Linked DNA regions of Homo sapiens: region 1 is linked to region 2. A link is a contact called in ENCODE Hi-C or POLR2A ChIA-PET data. All regions are on one chromosome and are shown on one strand. The core of a region is the stretch at or near the end of the contact, and the rest is flanking DNA. Distances in the headings are between cores, read along the strand shown.

Region 1 (6,295 bases), core at 1,609-4,108, 830 kb after region 2:
TTTTTCTGTTCAATTAGTTTTCTTTAATGGAATCTAGAGTCTCAAGTGAGAAGATATCAAAGCAGTTTGTCTTCAAAGAAGAGCATTTGGGAGTCCCCTAGCTCTGGGTTGAGGGAAAGACCGAGAGATATATAGTAGAAGCCCGAAACAAAAATAAGACAGATTTCAAATTTATTGAACAGAAAATGCAGATGGGCCTTTAAAAAAAAGGGGGACCCAAGAATAAGACTAACCCAAAACTTTAAAAACTAAATTGTGATATTATTTCACCTTTCTCTGTTCTGCCCTGAAATTTAGGGTTCTTGTAGGAGGAAGTAGTGTGGGTAGGCTTGGCATATTACTACTAATATGGATATTACAATCTCATCAAACCGCTGGGTTTATATCATCCTCCTCTGCCTAAAAGCTGGGTTTGAACATCTTTCACCAACCTCTTTTAAAGCAGTATCAGGACCGGACACCGTAGCTCACGCCTGTAATCCCAGCACTTTGGGAGGCTAATGTGGGCAGATCGCTTGAATCCAGGAGTTCAAGACCAGCCTGGGCAACAGGGCGAAACCCTATCTCTACAAAATATACCAAAAATTAGCCAGGCATGGTGGCATGTGTCTGTGGTCCCAGCTACTCGGGAGGCTGAGGTTAGAGGATCACTTGAGCCTGGGAGGCTGAGGCTGCAGTTAGCCAAGATAGCACCACTGCACTCCAGCTTGGGTGATGGAGCGAGATCCTGTCTCAAAAAATAAAAATAATTTTTAAAAAAGTAGTTCTATGAGTGCAGTACATGTCTGTAATCCCAGCACTTTGCAAGGCCGAGGCAGGAGGATCACCTGAGGTCAGGAGTTCAAGACCAGCCTAATCAACATAGTGAAGCCCTGTCTCTACTAAAAATTAAAAAAAAAAAAATTAAAAATTAGCTGGACATGGTGGCTCGCACCTGTAGTCCCAGCTACTCAGGAGAAGGAGGCAGGAGAATCGCTTGAACCCCAGAGGGGGAGGTTGCAGTGAGCCAAGATCACGACACTGTACTCCCTAGCCTGGCCAACAGAACGAGATTCCGTTTAAAAAAAAAAAAAAGTTTTATGAGTGGAAGAATTTCTCTAAGGATTTTGGTCCGTGGAGTCAGACTCTCCCCCAGTGTCTTAGTCACCCCCTGCCCAGCCTGGTTCCCTCATCCACCAAGAATTCATGACCAACTGCCAGAAGCTTTGTGTTATGCCGCCAGCCTCCCTGATCCTGAGCACCTTCCAAAGCCTCACTCTATTGCTCATGGATATACTGGGTTGTTATCTGCTGACTTGGTTGTTTTCTCCTTGTGATGTAAACTTAATAGAGAGATGAGCTAACACCCTAACTATCTAGAAGAGTAACTCCTTTGATTGTTAAGGATGAACATAACTCATCTGTTTTCTTCCTTACCATTCTCGCCCACCTTCAGTTGCAGATATGGTGTTATGAAGAGGTTCTAATGAGTTTATTCCAATGATGATTCAAAAGTCCTGTTATCCACCCCCCAGCCCTGGAGGGTGAGAGGACAGTTGAGGAGGAACTGGTCAAGGCATGTTCCCTAAAACTAGAGCACATATCTTTCCAGTTAGCGAGTGGCTGTTTAACGCAAGGAACATCCTGCAATCCTATGAAAGAGGATGCAAAAGATATGCAGGATACCCTTTATATATGCAAAGGAGGAGGTCAAAACATATTTCCTGCCTTCTAGGTCCTTACAACAGGGCTAGATTGTCTTGTAGGGTCCGTGAAAGGTCTAAAACTCAGGACTTCCACTTATGGGAGAGAGAAAAGTTTCAAGGTAGGGAGAGAGTTTTTGTTGTGTGTTCTAAGAAATTGGGAGCTATATCCTTCACCTTGTTTCACCTTCCCTGCAGAACCAGTGGGGCAGTCCTTTGAAAAATAAGTGGGTAGGGTTTCTTGTCCAATTTGCTTCCCCTTAGGTACACCACTAAGTAAACCATCATTCTCTCCTTAGGCACACCATTATTCTGTTCCCCATTTCACAATGTCTGTCTGGATGTATAAAAGCCCTCTCAATGGGCTCCCTAAAGCGTCTGCCAGTAGGGGCTCCCACCCTCTTTCCTCAACACTCCCAATCCACCGCAGCCCAGAGCACAGTGTCTGCTTATCTAACCATCTGACTCCCCCGTATACTACATTCTTGAGCTGTTTTTCACCCCCCTATTTGCTAACCGTGGGCCGTACATAGGGTGGACCCCTATATTTTGTTAAACTGGAGTGATTCTACGCAAATGCACGCTCCTACCTATCGGCACTCCCAGCCTGCAGAAATTGTATGCCTTATGTTCAGCACTAAACTCAAATCTAACCAAGGAAGTCCGGATCCCATAGGGTTCTTCCTACTCTCCAGTTCGGTTTATTTTAAGGCCAACAGCCCTAGCTTCACGTCCCTCCTTCACAGCCTTCTTTCCTTCCCTCCTGCCGGATGCGCCCGGCAGCCGTTGAGCACAAGCCCAGCGGATCTGGAAGGAGACCCCGCCGCGACCGGGGAAAATTGAGCGAACTTGGGCGCAAAACCCGCCCGGCAACTCGTGACGTCATCTCGTCCCGCGCTCGGATAGGCTGTACCCACTCCACGCTGGTTGAGGCGCTCTTAAAGTCCTTTGTAACCCAGATTGGAGCCTGAGGGGACCTCTCGTGGACGCCCACAGAAATGCACTCGAGAGGAACATAAAAGCATCACACTTAAGCGCTCGAAAGAAAGCCCCACGAACCCATAAAGGCTCCTCCCCGCTCCTTCCTCGAAGCTCCTCCTTCATCCTGCACCTCGGCTGTGGATTTATTTCCCCTTTGTTGACTCGGCCATCGGCCTGCCGGGCCTGGCGTTTCCCAGAAGGCCCAGCGCCGGGAAGGGGTTTGCAGCTGCTCCGTCATCGTGCGGCCCGACGCTATCTCGCGCTCGTGTGCAGGCCCGGCTCGGCTCCTGGTCCCCGGTGCGAGGGTTAACGCGAGGCCCCGGCCTCGGTCCCCGGACTAGGCCGTGACCCCGGGTGCCATGAAGCAGGAGGGCTCGGCGCGGCGCCGCGGCGCGGACAAGGCGAAACCGCCGCCCGGCGGAGGAGAACAAGAACCCCCACCGCCGCCGGCCCCCCAGGATGTGGAGATGAAAGAGGAGGCAGCGACGGGTGGCGGGTCGACGGGGGAGGCAGACGGCAAGACGGCGGCGGCAGCGGCTGAGCACTCCCAGCGAGAGCTGGACACAGTCACCTTGGAGGGTACGGCAGCCCAGGCCGGGAACGTGCCGCGATCGCGGGTGACAGCGACCCCTGTGATTTGGCTTCTTGCTGGGAAGCCACAGCAGCCTCCACCACCCTCAGTTCTTTGGGATCACCCCCAGATACCTGCTCCCACTGCCCCGACACTCCCGACTCCAGGCCCAATGACTGAACCTTCTCTCCAGGCTGGGAACCACTCCCCTCCCATCCCCTCCATCCCCATATCTGGGGTTGCATCTATATCTAGGTCCCAGTGGGCCTGGGGACTCCCTCTTTTAAGTCCTCCCCTCTGACCTATTCCGTTTATATCCCACCCGACTGATTTTAGCGCCTCCAATATATGACTGATTGTTCCCGCTGGAAACCAGTGTTTGTGTCTGTGTGTAAACAGGGCCAGGATGACCTAGAATATTGACTCCTGAGTTTTAAAACTGTACAGCAGATTTTTGTTGTCCTAGCTGCCTTTAGCACACTCCCCCGAATGAACCATTTCGACCTAGTATCTTGTTTCCTACTTCTCTAACTGAAGTGTCCCAACAGTCCCCTTGCTGTCTCCTCCCTTCAGGTCCTTACTGCCCCTCTGTTTCTAAAGGGTTTAAGTACATACACACTTAAAACTTTTCGGGTGTCATCTTTGTTTGGTTTTGTAATACTCAACCTTTGGCCTAAACTCCTATATACCGGTGTCTCCTATTTCTTTTCTCCGAGGTTCCTGTTTCGAGTGTCTGTAGTCCTCTTGTTCCTCCAAGTTCATGTTTTACTTTTCCCACTTACAGCGTCCTGTTTCCATTTGAAGTGGGCAAAGTGAGAGCTTCCCACTGTGATCCTGGTGCCATTTTCCTGGTTCTGGATCAAGTGGGACCAGACTACTTACTAGGTTTTCTTTTCACTAAAATGCGTGAGAAACTAGCTCAAAAACATTGAGATAAGCAAAGTTATCCTCCTAGGTGGTGCTTTTGAGGATGTGATGGTGTTGACTACATCAGCTCTTACTGTAAAGTTGAGCAACAGGATCGATATTTAATAGAGATCCTTTTACCTAAAGTAGTGGCAGCAATGTCAAAGGTGCCACTCAGCATTGCCTACTGGGTGTGTTTATTACAGGCACTTCATTTTCTTCTTGTAAAGTAATTCATATTCATTGCAGAAATTGTGGAATGTATGAGAAGTTAAAAGCAGGGGATAAAAAACATGGTTAACATTTTTTCTTGTGAATTTTTGAGCTGTTCTCCTATAATTGAGAGCAAGTTATGTATACAGTTTGTATCAAGGCATAACTAAATATAAATTTTGAATTTTATGTGTTTTCATTAACATTCGTAAACATAATCAGCATTCAATTTATTCCAGAAACATTTATTGAATACCCAATATAATGGTTAAGAGTACAAGTTCTGGAATTAGTTCCCTCATCTGTATAAATACAAGTAATAGTACAGTACTTTATTGGGTTGTTGTGAACATTAAAATGCTTAAAACTGTGCCTAGCACATAAATATCAGCTGTTATTATTTATATCATTAGTGTGGCCCAGATACCCTGTGCTAATCGGTGAATATACAGAAGTGCCTAAGAAACTACTCATTGATTGCATTCCCTTATTGCTTTGCATTTAAACTGTTTCTAGTTTCTTGCTATCATAAATAGCTTTGAAGCAATCATCTTTGTGCCCAACTTAAAAAATCTACTTTTCTAATTATTTCTTCAGTACAGATTCCCACCAAAACCTATATGCCTGAGTTTAAAAGGCTGAACATTTTAAAGGTTTTTGATAGTTATTGTCCAGAAAAACTGTGCTGATTTACATTATACCAGGAGAAATGTAGTTTTCACTGTACTCTATAATTTTTTTTTTTTTTTGAGACGGAGTCTCGCTCTGTTGCCCAGGCTGGAGTGCAATGGCGCGATCTCGGCTCACTGCAACCTCTGCCTCCCAAGTTCAAGCGATTCTCCTGCCTCAGCTTCCCGAGTAGCTGGGATTACGGTCACCCACCACCACGCCCGGCTAATTTTTTTATTTTTAGTAGAGACTGGGTTTCACCATGTTGGCCAGGCTGGTCTCCAACTGCTACCCTTAATGATCCGCCCTCCTCAGCCTCCCAAAGTACTGGGATTACAGGCGTGAGCCACTGTGCCCCACCTATAATTTTTTTAATGTTACAAATTTGGTAGTTTAAAAATGTTTCCATTTGCAATTACTCAAATACTAATGGAATATAATTTTTGTCTGTTAGCTATTTTTCCTCTTTGTATGTTAGTTCGTCTCCATTTTTGTTTTGAAATTGTGGCAATATAATCATTATACCATTATATCTCTTAACCATTTATACAAGCTCTTTATAGAATAAAAATATGAATCTTTGATCACATTTGTTGAAAATATTTTTCTTTTGTATACACAGTTATCTAAAAGGGTTTTTTTAAATGAAGTCAAGCCCATTAATCTTTTGTGCGTATGTGATTTCTCCCATTGTTCACATTTAGAAAGTCTTTTCCATTAAGATCTGATAAATCTGGACTCCAGGTTTCTGTAGTTAATTGGTTTTTCTTTTCTTCCTCTGTCATCCTCTACCCCATCCTGCACCCCCACTGTATGTTTTTCTTGCCACTTGGTTATGTCTTAAAATCAGTGTGTGGAATCTGTAAATATTATGGACCCCATTAGGGCAGAAAAGGTGAGTGGTCGCATTTTGCCCCTCTGTGAGAGGCTCCTTAGAACTCCTTGCCTGGCCGGCACGGTGGCTCACGCCTATAATCCCAGCACTTTGGGAGGCCAAGGCGGGCAGATCACGAGGTCAGGAGATCGAGACCATCCTGGCTAACACGGTGAAACCCCGTCTCTACTAAAAATACAAAAAATTTAGCCAGGCGTGGTGGCGGGTGCCTGTAGTCCCAGCTACTCGGGAGGCTGAGGCAGGAGAATGGTGTGAACCCAGCAGGCAGAGCTTGCAGTGAGCCGAGATCACACCACTGCACTCCGGCCTGGGCGACAGAGTGAGACTCCGTCTCAAAAAAAAAAAAAAAAAAAAAAAGAACTCCTTGCCTGGAGTGGT
Region 2 (6,047 bases), core at 273-2,772:
GGGACTAGAAGCCACGTCTCTGGCCACCCTCTGTGTGGTCTCCCTGAAAATTGGTGGTTCTCACCAGCAGCTTCTCGGTTCGTCAGCTCCACTGCCCTCTGCCCATACTTCCCACTGTCAGCCTCCTTCCCCTCCCACCCCCAACATACTCTTCTTCTCAATAGGGACCCAGGTCTGTCTCAGCTACATGCTGGGACCATTAAAGTCAAGAACATTGCCACTGACACTGTGCCTGGTGCCAGCACACTCCTGAGACACAGCAGGTCAACCACAGCACTCACCTCAACAGCGCCTCCCTCACCCCACCTGAGGGGCACCCATGCCAATGATGCACAGGTATCTATCTTCTTAATCATCTCTGCTGAGGGGCCAGGCTGCAAATTACCCATCTCCCCAACCCCAGAGAAAGTCTAGGTGCTTAGGGGAGAACAGAGACTATGAAAATTATACCATGAGGGATTCCAGGTAGATCTCAGAAAGGACTTCCAGGTGGGAGAGATGAGTTTGGAGAACTGGTAGGGGGGAAGAGGAGTGTGCAGAATGGGACGCCTCCCTCCACCCCCTACCCCAGTGCCCCATCTAGAGCCAGAGTAGCTGAAAGCCAAAGGCTGCCAGGGCAAATGGGAGCAGGTGTGAGGAGGGGGACTCTTGAGGCTGGGGGTGCAGAAGCAGCAAGTTGCTTCTTCCTGGGCCCACTGCCTCTCTACTGACACCAAATAGGCAAGGGAAGGTGACCGAATGGCTGCTGCCTTCCCAGGCAGAGACGCTGTGTCCCCACCATCCCCCTGGCTGCTCCCACCTATCCCTAGCCTGGATCAGCTTTGGGGTCGGGGGTGTGGCAGAGAAGAGGAAAAGAAGGCATGGCTGGGGCAGGGGCCTCCCCAGGCTCCCATCTCATCAGAATTCAGCCTTGCCTGGGGTGATCAGGGGTCCTGATGACTCTCCCGCTGTCCCCTTTCAGAGCCCATGGCCACATAGAGCCCCCTCTCCTAAGGTCCCTCCAGTATCCTTCCAGGAGAGAAGGAGAGGTCCGGGCATCGGTGTCTCCACCGTCACTCACACACCCTATGTGTTTGGGAAAGTGGGGTCCCTATCCACCTGCCCACAGCCCACAGCTCTCCTGGCCTCCTGCGGACAATGCCCCCCTCGCGGACATCGCCAGGCCGTCCACACCTGCCCATGCCCACACCTGACTGCCCGTCCCTCCCCGCCCCCGGCCCACCCGGGCCGGCTCCCGCCAGTCCTACCTGCTCCGGGCTGGGGGCTCAGCGCCCGGGCAGCCTCCCTGAGCACCAGCACCAGGAGCCAGAGCTCGCCTCGCATGGTGGGTGCCCGGACCTGCCCCCGGCCTGCTTGCTGCCCCGGTCCTGACGAGGGAGGGGGCCCTGGCTCAGGCTGCGGCCGCGCGGTCCCCGGGGCTGGCGGAGGGGCGGGCGGCGAGGAGACGGCGGAGCGCGGGGCCGGGCGAGCCGGCAGGAGCGGCGAGAGCGCGAGCGGAGCTGGAGGCTGCGGCCTCCGGGAGCAGGCGGGGAGCTGGGGGGGCCGCTGGGTCGGTGGGGGTGGGGGGGAGCTGGGGCAGGGGGCGGGGCGGGGGGCGCGGCGTCGTTGGGGGCTCTCCCGGCGCCTGCCCTCAGCCCTAACGGAGCGCTCCCCTAGAGCTCTGCAGCCGCTCCCAAGGCAAGGGGTGCAGAGTAGGGGACAGGGCGGGAGCCCCTCGGGCTGAGAGAACCCCTAGAAGCATCAGCCGCCCCGCGCTCCTCACTGAGCTCCTGGCTCCCTTTCCCTCCTCCGTTCCGCCGGGAAAGCTGCAGAGAGAAGGCCCGAGGACTGGACCCCTGGAAGGGACAGGCGCCCCATCCCTGGGTCACGGGCCCCTGACTGTTCCCCGCCCCCAGCTCCTCCAAGCTCTGCGACTTCCTGAGCTGTTCTTCGGAATTCTGTGCGTCTCTGATGCTTTGTCCTCCAGCCCCCACCCCCAGAAATCTCCCCCTGCAGCAAAGACCCCCAGCTTTTCTCCCCAAGAGGGGCCTGAATCCCACCCCCCTTCCATGACTCCACCTTATCCCTCCACCCCCCATTTCCAGCACCGATTTGCCCCCCAAGCCTAGCAGACGTGAGGGTGGAGGGGGCCTGGCTACCCCTTACTCTGCAACAGTCTGGACCCCTCCCCACGAGTAGGTAACCCAGGCCTCCTGCCTCTCTGGGGCCTCCAGGCCTACTCAGGGCCAGACCCAATCAATCTTCAGAGCCAGCCCCAGACGAGGAAATGGCTCACCCCACCTGTCACCACCTTCTGACAGGCTCTGGGGATAGATAATCTTTTTATTTTTTCTTCCAGGACAGAATAAAAATACCCGCAATGTAGGATATTTAATAGACGGCAAGGAATCAGGTCAGGACACGAAGATGCCTCTTCCCTCCCCTGACCTACTTCGTTCTTGTGACGGCAAGGAGCTGGGGCGCTGGAGAGTGGGAGACGGGGTGAGGGGGCATCCTGGCTTCTAGTGGGCTGGGGCCTAGGGACTAGAAAACCGCGGAGAGGAAGGGTGCGAACGCTGAGCGCCATTGGAGAAATTTTCCAGGAGGAGGGATATGGGCGGGGACAGGAGAAGGTACACTGTGGGCTGGAAGAGACGGATTCCGTGGCACTGAGGTTAAAAAAAAAAAAAAGAAAAGAAAAGAAAAAAAAACACCTAAGAAAGGAAACAACTAAAGGCTCTCTAATCTCTTAGAACGCCGGTTCCTCCTTCCGCCGGGCCCAGAGTCCCAGAGACTACCTCCTCCAGCCCTAAACCCAATGTCCCCTTACCGTGGAACAAGGCAAGGCCGGTCTGTAAATTCTTCTTGATGTCTAATTTAAATCCCAACTTGGCGGACTCTCAAACAGAATCAGATAGGCAGCTACCTCCAGCTGCAGCTACTTGCTGCCCTCAAGTGGCCACGTGACGAGCCACAACCCTCTTGTCCTGCGGGTTTCCTCTTTCCCCAGCCTGCCCACCCCCTGTCTCCGACCTCCTGCCTTCCTCGAGGTCAAGGTGAGAAGTCTCGGGACGGATTCCAGCTCCAGCCCCGGCGTCTTTGCACATTCCTCCATCTGGGGTACCTCGTGGTCTGTCTTACAAGAAGAGCTCAGGCTGAAACATAAACTTGTAAATAGTAGAAGCAAATGTGTAAATTTTAACGTAAGCCTCTAGAACTTGAGATCGTAATCACCTGCAGGGTGTGTGTGTGTGTGTGTGTGTGTGTGTGTGTGTGTGTGTGTGTGTATTTTGTTTGTTTTTTGAGACAGGTTCTCGCACGTTGCCTAGGCTGGAGTGCAGTGCTGCGATCATAGCTCACTGCAGCTTCCAACTCCTGGACTCAAGCGATGGGGAGCGTATATGAAAACACAGATTTCTGGACTCCACCCTCAAGTTTCTAATTCATTAGGTCTGGGATGAGGCCCGAGCGTACCCAGGTAATGCTGCTGGTCCCAGGACCACATTTTGAGAGCCACTGCTGTTGAATCCCCAGTTCCTTTCAGTCCCTCACTGCTCCTCGTCTGCCAGTAGGAGTAAAAGCAAACAGCTTAGGAAAAATCGACACCCAGGACAAAAACAGTATCTCGAAAAGGCCAAAGAGGGGGCACCCGGATTTGAACCGGGGACCTCTTGATCTGCAGTCAAATGCTCTACCACTGAGCTATACCCCCTCTGCCGGCAAACCGACCGCACGTAGTCGTTTAGTGGTATTGCTGCGCAGGCGCTGTGTGGCGTTCCCGAAGGGAAGTGGAAGTGGGGTAAGACGTTTACAAGAGATGGAAAAAATACAACTCCCAGAAGAATTACTCACTTGGAAGCAGGGGTTGTTCCCTGAAGCTCTGAGCTGAAGATCCCCACTGGCAGTATAAGAAAATATATTCCTGGGGTGTGGAAGGAGAAGTCTCTCGAAATATTTCACTTCGGGGGCGTCCCACTCTCCTGCCCTGCAGAAGACCCCTTGCCACGTCTCGGAGCTTCTTTCTCCCTCCCACATGCTCACGCGGCTTCTCCCGACCTGTCTTCCCCAGCCCAGCCCTTAGAAACTCAGCCTCCTTCCCGCCAAGAAAGAGCCAGGCTGACCTGGGGGTGCGCTCGCCTCCGCCCTGCCATTGCGAGGTTGAGCCACCCGTACCGTGTTCCAAGGGTCAGCCCGGAGCTCCTCGCCCTCACTCGCATTGCATTCTACCCTGGGTACACACACAGGCTGAGCCACTGGCAGGGGCCAGGACTCCATCCTCACTCGCCTGCGAAAGCAAAAAGGGTGGCAGGGCTCGAGACTCCCTCCCATTCCATCTGTGCGGGAACTCTTTAGAGGACCTCCGGAGACCAACAAAACGAGGTAACTCCGGAGCACAGAGGGGGCACCCGGATTTGAACCGGGGACCTCTTGATCTGCAGTCAAATGCTCTACCACTGAGCTATACCCCCGCCACGCCACTACGTTGTCATTAGAGTTAATTTCTATGGAATAGGGGTGTGGTCTTCATTTTCCCTTAAAGTTTTAATCTGAGGGTTGCGTCGGGATACCTACTGAAAAAAACACAAAATACAATGGGAATGGCTAGAACTCCTGAGTTCTTCCTTCATAGCCACGCTTTCGGAAAACCAACTAGATTAAGGAATCTTGGGCCGAGAGCGGTGGCTCACGCCTGTAATCCCAGCACTTTGGGAGGCCGAGGCGGGTGGATCACAAGGTCAGGACATCGAGACCTCCTGGCTAACACAGTGAAACCCCGTCTCTACTAAAAATACAAAAATTAGCCGGGTGTGGTGGCGGGCGCCTGTAGTCCCAGCTACTCGGGAGGCTGAGGCAGGAGAATGGCGTGAACCCTGGAGGCGGAGCTTGCAGTGAGCCGAGATCGCGCCACTGCACTCCAGCCTGGGCAACAGAGCGAGACTCTGTCTCAAAAAAAAAGGAATATTGGGTCCTCTATATCCGTGCCTAGACTCTCCCCCAAATGTCCACTGACTGGCTTGAGAAAAGGACTGTCCCCAGGACCGCCCCAGGTCCAGGGATGTACAGATGAACAGACTGGATCTCCATCTTGTCTCCTGGGCTTTTCCAACCCCAGGGTCGCTCCTCCCCTTCTCTCAAACCAAAAGCCAGTTTGAGGAACAGACAGAGGAGAAGGCTGAAATAAGAGGTAAGCATTTTTCAATAGCATTTACTACAGCCTTATAAAAATCCTAATACAGTATTTTTTTTAAAATCCTGGCCGGGCGCGGTGGCTCGCGCCTGTAATCCCAGCACTTTGGGAGGCCGAGGCGGGCGGATCACGAGGTCAGGAGATCGAGACCATCCTGGCCAACATGGTGAAACCCCATCTCTACTAAAAATACAAAAAAATTAGCAGGGCGTGGTGGTGCGCGCTTATAGTCCCAGCTACTCGAGAGGCTGGGGCAGGACAATCGCTTGAACCCGGGAAGCGGAGGTTGCAGTGAGCCGAGATCGCGCCACTACTGCTCTCCAGCCTGGGCGGTAGAGCGAGACTCCAACAATAACAACAACAACAAAAATCATTACACAAAGACAAACAAGCAGCCCCTTTAGGAATCTGGTATATTTGGGAGGAGTGGGATTCAAATTGGAAGGACACTAGAAGTAAAGGGGATGCTGTGGGGTGGCTTAAAGTCCAAGAGCTGTGGTCAGAGTCAGCATCTCAGAGGGAATGGGAAGACGAGGAGAAGTGGAATCCCTGCAGTGCAAAGGGCTGTCCCTATCTGGGACGTCCTGTCCTCCTCCATTTCCCCTTCCAGTTTTTGCCTCTGCCCTCCTCCCCTTGAGCCCACCTTCTTCACCTTGCTAGAATCTCCTTTGCCCAAAGGGAATGGGACAAAAATGGCTGAGGGGCTAAAAAGCCTGAGGGTGGAAGGAGGTTTGAGGAAATGAAGAGCAATTCCAGGGTTTTTTGTTTTTGTTTTTGTTTTTTTTTGAGTCGGAGTCTCTCTCTGTCGCCCAGGCTGGAGTACAGTGACCCGATCTCAACTCACTGCAACCTCCGCCTCCCAGGTTCAAAGGATTCTCCT

The links. Hi-C counts contacts between places; a loop is a spot of excess contacts on that map. ChIA-PET counts read pairs that join two places held with the same protein, here RNA polymerase II (POLR2A). Pooled maps may share reads with other maps.
Region 1: a pooled map shows a loop between it and region 2 (5-fold over the local background). The contact joins the promoter of PSMD3 here to the promoter of PLXDC1 in region 2. A Hi-C loop is called at or near these places in 2 of 50 pooled maps. POLR2A ChIA-PET finds 5 or more read pairs at or near these places in 2 of 52 experiments (RWPE1 and activated B cell).

Annotation. Positions count from the first base shown.
Region 1 is chr17:39,977,949-39,984,243 of GRCh38, forward strand. PSMD3 (proteasome 26S subunit, non-ATPase 3) reads left to right here and starts at 2,859. Exons shown (of 12, transcript NM_002809.4): 1 at 2,859-3,242. The coding sequence starts at 3,023. RefSeq lists enhancers at 669-1,868, 2,290-2,469, 2,690-2,969, 2,770-3,747 and a silencer at 3,150-3,199.
Region 2 is chr17:39,150,115-39,156,161 of GRCh38, forward strand. PLXDC1 (plexin domain containing 1) reads right to left here and starts at 1,523. Exons shown (of 14, transcript NM_020405.5): 1 at 1,248-1,523. The coding sequence starts at 1,323. TRC-GCA2-3 (tRNA-Cys (anticodon GCA) 2-3) reads right to left here and starts at 3,691; the gene lies at 3,620-3,691. TRC-GCA2-4 (tRNA-Cys (anticodon GCA) 2-4) reads right to left here and starts at 4,448; the gene lies at 4,377-4,448. RefSeq lists enhancers at 3,027-3,176, 3,549-4,055, 4,056-4,560 and a silencer at 4,437-4,506.